2 separate regions of the Homo sapiens genome follow, and region 1 is linked to region 2. Evidence: read pairs that join two places in POLR2A ChIA-PET (ENCODE). Cell type or tissue: Caco-2. All regions are shown on one strand. Links, peaks and the distances in the headings refer to the core of each region. The heading gives the core; the rest is flanking DNA. Region 1 has its middle 5.8 kb from the start of LINC01711. Region 2 overlaps VAPB (VAMP associated protein B and C).

Region 1 (2,915 bases), core at 222-2,721, 210 kb after region 2:
TTCTGGCAAGTGAAAGGGGACCTACCTTGCAAAGGAATGGCATAAGATGACGTTTGTTGTGTGTTTGTCCCCTGCCTGGCGTATCCTCAGAATGTGGTTTGTGATATCTTTATGAACTTGCCAACAGAGGCAACCTGTGCATGCGACATCGCTGGGCGTGCAGAAAAGCCTAGAAAGCTAATCCTAGAAGCTTTTGCTAATGAGCACTTACTGTGTGCTAATGAGCACTTATATGACTTATATGTGCCAGGCAGCATTCTACAAGCCGTGGGTGTCCTGCCACTCAGTGCTCATGACAAGGACTCAATGGGAAGGATTCACCACCATGATGCCCACATGGCTGAAGAAGTGGATCCCCTGAAGGGAAAGCGGCCACCCAGCAGCCCCTGGAGCCGGCGTCCTACTGGGCATGTCAGCTCTGGAACCATGCTCCTCTCACTGTGGTTTTTGCTTCCCTATTGAAGGGCTTTGGGGGCCAGATGAGGGGTTTGGGCTCTATCCTGGCAGGAGGGGAGAAGGGGTGGGCAGCCTCTGAAAGTGTCTGTGGAGACCAGGTCCAGTCTCATTACTGGTGGCCAGTGGGGCAAAGGGCCTTGGGGGCTGTGGAGCAGCCACTATTGCTCCTGTTTCTAGGAACTTCTCTCTCTCTCCCCAACCTCATCACTGAGGAGCATCCTGTCTAGGGTTTCTGGAAGGCTCTCTTCTTACTTCCTTCCAGCCTCATGTCCTGATGGCGTTGTGTGCCAGGGGACTCACGGAATATTGTTTTCCTCTAACGACTCAGACAACTGATGAAATACTTGGTGCCTTGTTCTCCCTAAGACCTGTCCTCCCAAGGGCCTGCTTTCACATGGCTGCCAGGGCCTTCAATGCCGAGTCCGTGTTCCTCGGGGACCATCAACATGTGGAACTTATTTTTAATTTAAAAGAACAACAGACTCCCCAACCCCATTCCCCTCCCCCGCTTGCCTCCCACTGCTGCTCCTGGCTATGCGGTAAACACCAGGCTCTTGCTACCTCTCAGCTTTGCCATCGTGTCCAGCCTGGAAATTCTTGCTGGGCCATTTTCAGGGGCCAAGCCAAGGTCCTGGCCAGACCAAGGAAGCCCATAGGCACTTCAGCCTTCCCCATCTCTGCCCCCTGCATCCCTCTGACTTCTAGGCAAGCTGACCCATGCCACTCCCTTCTCTAGCAGCTGTCCTCTGCCTGTCCTTGGGAGGGCTGTGGGAAAGAACACCATGGCCCAAATCTTTAGATGGTTTGGACAAAAATTAGAGGGGATTCAGTCGAAGAGTACCTGCTGTCCCAGCAAGGCTGAAGCCTCCCAGAGTGTGAGGGTCTCATCCTGCAGACACCACCCCACTCATGGCTGCTCCTGTCCAGACCCTGGGATGCACTGTTTGACTTTGTCCTCATCTCAAGCCCACTTTACTTGTGGAGAAACTGAGACAAAGAGGCTGAGTAACTCGTCCGAAGTCCAGTGGTATAGGCCGGACTTGACCCGAATTCTGACCCCAAAGCCTGGCCCTTGACTGCCCCCTAGCACTGCACTGGCCAGGATTCCATGGTGGCCACTTTCTAATACTGCATCACAGCGCGGGGAGGGGCTCCAGGATCACTTACTTGCTCTTAACCCTGGCGACAAGGATGTGCTTTTGCAGATGTTGGTTTGTTCATGAGAAATTCGAGTCAGATTTGAGGGGGAAAGAGGAAAAGAGAGACACAGTGTGTGTAGAGCCATTATGTCTAATTCAGCCACCAACACACTTCTCTGTGGGCCTCTTCTGGCTCCAGAAGCCCCCTTCCCAGCTGTGATGTCACCAGCCAGCCTCTGCAGATGACAGCCCTGTGATTTATCATCAGCCACCTGCTTTCTCACTGCTGGGGACAGCCAGAGCCCAGAGCAGCCCCCACTGGGCTGGGCAGCAGCTGCCCCCTGCCCCATTGCCGCACTTCCAGGCCTATGAGCTTTTTGAGATTGTTTGCATTTTGGGAAATGCCAGTCATCTCTCCCAAATCTGCAGATAGCAGCATCTCACCATCCAGGGTTGGAGTTTCTAAACAGTCAGATAACCTTGCTCACAGAGAAACAGCCTGAACACCATTTACAGATAGCGACAGGATTTAATGAGATAAAGCCTTGGGCATCCATGAACCAATTTTTACGAGCCGTGATGAAATGGCTGTTTTCTTAATAGATACCCAAACAGAACACAATTCAGGGCTCTGAGAGCTTCAAAGGAACTTCTCAGCTCTAGCCTCTTGAAATTTCGGGCAAAATCCAAACACGTATCAGTCTTACCACCACCATGAAAATGATATGTTTTTGTAAAATTATGTGGGACCTATCTATCTGCCAAGGGAGAGATGGCCCAGATGCTTTTGGGACTCCAAGCCAGTGTCTTCAGCCTTTTCTCACATGATGTGAACACCAAATTCCAGTGCCACTTTCTAGAGGGGAGATTGCAGATGGAAGGCTTGTCCTGGAGAGGTTGAAACAGTGGGAAAGGAAATAAAGAGCATGCTCTCGCTCTTCCTCCAATTCCCTGAACTAGCTGGTTTCCTGAAGACTCCAGTGTGGGTAGACTGTGGCAAGTGGGTGACTGAATACTGACCTAGTCCTTAAAAAGAAAAAACGGTCAAAGGGCACCCTTCCAACCCCCACTGTGTGACAATGACCTCCTCAGAGAGCAGCCTTATGGGCCCCCTTTGAAAGGGCACAGTGACCCCCCTGGTGTCTGTCTGTTCTGCCCTGCTTGGAGAAACGGCTTCCTCCTCTGAGTTCCTAAAACATTTATCATCCCTATGATTTGCCAGGCAATTAGTCATGCCCTGCCTTGAGTATCTCTTCTATTGTTGTATCAAACGGCTGTTTAACCCTTATCAGCAGTGCAGTTTTCAATATCTTGTCTTTC
Region 2 (2,915 bases), core at 117-2,616:
CCTTCTGAGGTTTGTGCTTTTTGGATGAGGTCACATGGTAGATAGGGGGTGCAGGGGGCTTTCTGTTTGCATTCACTGGCCCAGAATACTGTGGTTTTGGCCCGTTGCTCCATGATACATACTATCAACTAGAGATGGTTTTGAATTATTTAATCTGGACCTCAGCAAAATAGGTACACTTAAATAGAGATTGAAGAAAGGGAGGTTGGAATTTTTTCCTCCTGAGATTTCAAATGTAAGGAATAAAGAACTTTTTGAATTAACGAATTGTTTTGAGGCAGTGGGGATCTTCCCATTTGTTCTAGCTTTACAAAATTAAATCTATTTTCTGAACTGTACGGTGGGAAAATATTTTTAAGGTACATAATTTCTGAAAATGTCTTTGTGGTAAGCTGTTAGTGGTTGTGGATTTTTTTTTTTTTTTAGTGCTTCAGTTAATAATGAGGGAGTTTTCCATTAATATTCCAAACCATGTTTGCCAGCGGATACAGCAGGTGAAGTGGTAAAATTATGGGCCCATCAAAAATACTTATGCTTCCTGTAATATGATATTAAGTTTAATATTTTTATAACCTTCACTGAATTCTAATTTCACTAAAGTAGCAAGCATGCGTCCATTTGCAGTTCAGTTATGCACATTGGTTGCCTGTGTCCCAAGCAAATTAGAAATGCAAAATATCTGTGTGTGGAGGGGGGCATTGGAAAGAGTCATTAAAGATACCGATATTTAGTTACAGATACACTTTACTAAGTGTACCTTGGGAATTGAAAATGGATTAAAGACAAACACAAAACTCCCAGTGTCTGAATCTGTATTTTAAATTAGAATTCAAAGGATTAAGGAGCAGTATTCATTCCTGACATACAGCCCTTTTCAGCACTCTTTTCAATCACATTTAAAGCATAAAGTTTTTCCAGTAAAATCCTCAGGACAGCCAGGTGCAGTGGCTTATGCCTGTAATCCCAGCACTTTGGGAGGCCGAGGCAGGCGGATCACCTGAGGTTGGGAATTCGAGACCATCCTGACCAACATGGAGAAACCCCGTCTCTACTAAACATACAAAATTAGCCGGGCATGCTGGCACATGCCTGTAATCCCAGCTACTCATGAAGGCTGAGGCAGGAGAATCACTTGAGCCTGGGAGGCGGAGGTTGCAGTGAGCCAAGATCGCGCCATTGCACTCCAGCCTGGGCAACAAGAGAGAAACTCCATCTCACAAAAAAAAAAAAAAAAAAAAAAAAAAAAAAAAAAAGAAAAGAAAAATCCTCAGAGCATGAACATCAGCAGCTCTTCTTGGATGAAAACATTGATCAGTTAATTTAAATGGATAGTATTGTGATTAATAATCCTTTTAAGATTTCCCTGACTCAGTTTAATGTAGCTGTTTGGTGGCCCTGGAGCAGTCAACCAGGAGTGCACCTTTCAGGTGCACTAGGGTATAAACGCACAGAGCCCTTAGACAAAGAAGCCAAACATTTATCCATCAAGCACTGATAGTGGGAGCTGCATTTGGGGAGTTTGAGCTTCTTAACAGCAACATTCTTCTTTGTTTGATTGTTTGCTTTGGAAGTCTCTGATAAGCGAAACTTTTTTATAAGTGGTTTCCATGAACCAGGCTTATTACTCTCAGATAAGAACAACTCACATTCATACTTTAAAAGATGTCTTTAATCTTTTTCAGCAGATGAGAGATTCTGCTTAAACAAAAAGTAGAAAAAAGAAAATTACCAACAAAAATTCAGCTTAATTACGCTTTTAAGGGTTTTTACAAGTTTACTGTAATACTTAGGTTTTTAAGGAAGAATTGTTACTTTTTTTGTGACTATGACACAGTTTATTCTTTACATTTTTAAATATCAAGATCAAGAGGACTTACACATTTTGTCTACCTCAGTTAGCTGAAGGTAACTTCAACTCTGTACAGCATAACTGAGAAGCAAAAAATAAGCAAAGTTTTAAGAAGCCAAAAGTGATTTTCTTTTCACTCATTATGGGTCCTTGCATACTTACACACTTGAGGGCTCTCCAGTCTTGAATCTTGTCTTGTTTATTCTTACCTTAGACTTACTGTTAACCCTGTCCTGGTTGCCAGCTCATCACAGATGAGAATAAAGGGAAAGGGGTACAGAGGTGGCCACGTTGAAAGCGGCCCATGTGACAGTGCATAGCAGACAGTGGACGGGCTGGGCAAGAACACCACCGAGAGCAAGTGCAGGGAGCATTCAGAAATAACAGTGGGGAGCTGGAATTCCTTAAGCCTCGGGGAATTGTTCTCCATGTTTTAGGTGATCAGCCCCAAGAGACACAGCTTGCAGGTTTCATTAAGATGGTATATAATGGGGGTTCATGTCACAACATAAGAGTAATCAGAAAAGGGGTATGTTGTATTCCATTATAAATGTTAGAGGAGATTGAAAAGTATGTTGGATTTTTGAAAAAGATTTACATTTTAAAAGATATTTATAAAAAAGAGTGAATAAGCCTTGTTATTTGGCCAGTGCCTGTATATAGCAGTCCTCATCTTCCATTGATACTGGAGAAAGGAGACCTCACTGTCAGCACATTTGTACTAGTCTCAGCACAAACAAATTAATCAGACTGTGAGGAGTTTGTTTTCTAAGACAGAATACACGAACTGGAAAATCCTGTAGAGAACACAAAGACACTTCAGTGTTAACTGATTTATAAATAAATGCAATTCATTATTTATTTGCTAGACTCAGAGTTCCATCCATGGGCCCCTGAATAGGCAGAGGTCCACCAAGGTGGTCATGATCTCAACGTGTTCTGGACCCTAAAGGATATAATAAATTTGCTCACAGTCTAACTAAAATGTCCAGCTTCTTTGCTTTAGGCTAGAATTATATCACCTTGTTTAGGTAATGCTGGTTATCTCCAGCTTATCAGGAGCTCT

Evidence for each region. ChIA-PET counts read pairs that join two places held together with the same protein. Peaks named below come from ENCODE experiments on the same cell type or tissue, not always from the same donor. Only the 100,000 strongest peaks of a DNase experiment are listed, where the experiment ranks them.
Region 1: POLR2A ChIA-PET joins it to region 2 with 10 read pairs; 2 of 35 experiments call an interaction of 5 or more read pairs at or near these places.

Annotation. Positions count from the first base shown.
Region 1 is chr20:58,627,501-58,630,415 of GRCh38, forward strand. No RefSeq gene overlaps it. Among named protein-coding and RNA genes, the nearest start is that of LINC01711, 5.8 kb to the right of the region's middle. In Caco-2, for the core only: no CTCF peak of the experiment used is centred there; DNase peaks (open chromatin) are centred at 1,013 and 1,538.
Region 2 is chr20:58,422,197-58,425,111 of GRCh38, forward strand. The region is part of intron 2 of VAPB (VAMP associated protein B and C); the gene reads left to right. Among named protein-coding and RNA genes, the nearest start is that of VAPB, 34 kb to the left of the region's middle. In Caco-2, for the core only: no CTCF peak of the experiment used is centred there; DNase peaks (open chromatin) are centred at 1,090 and 1,485.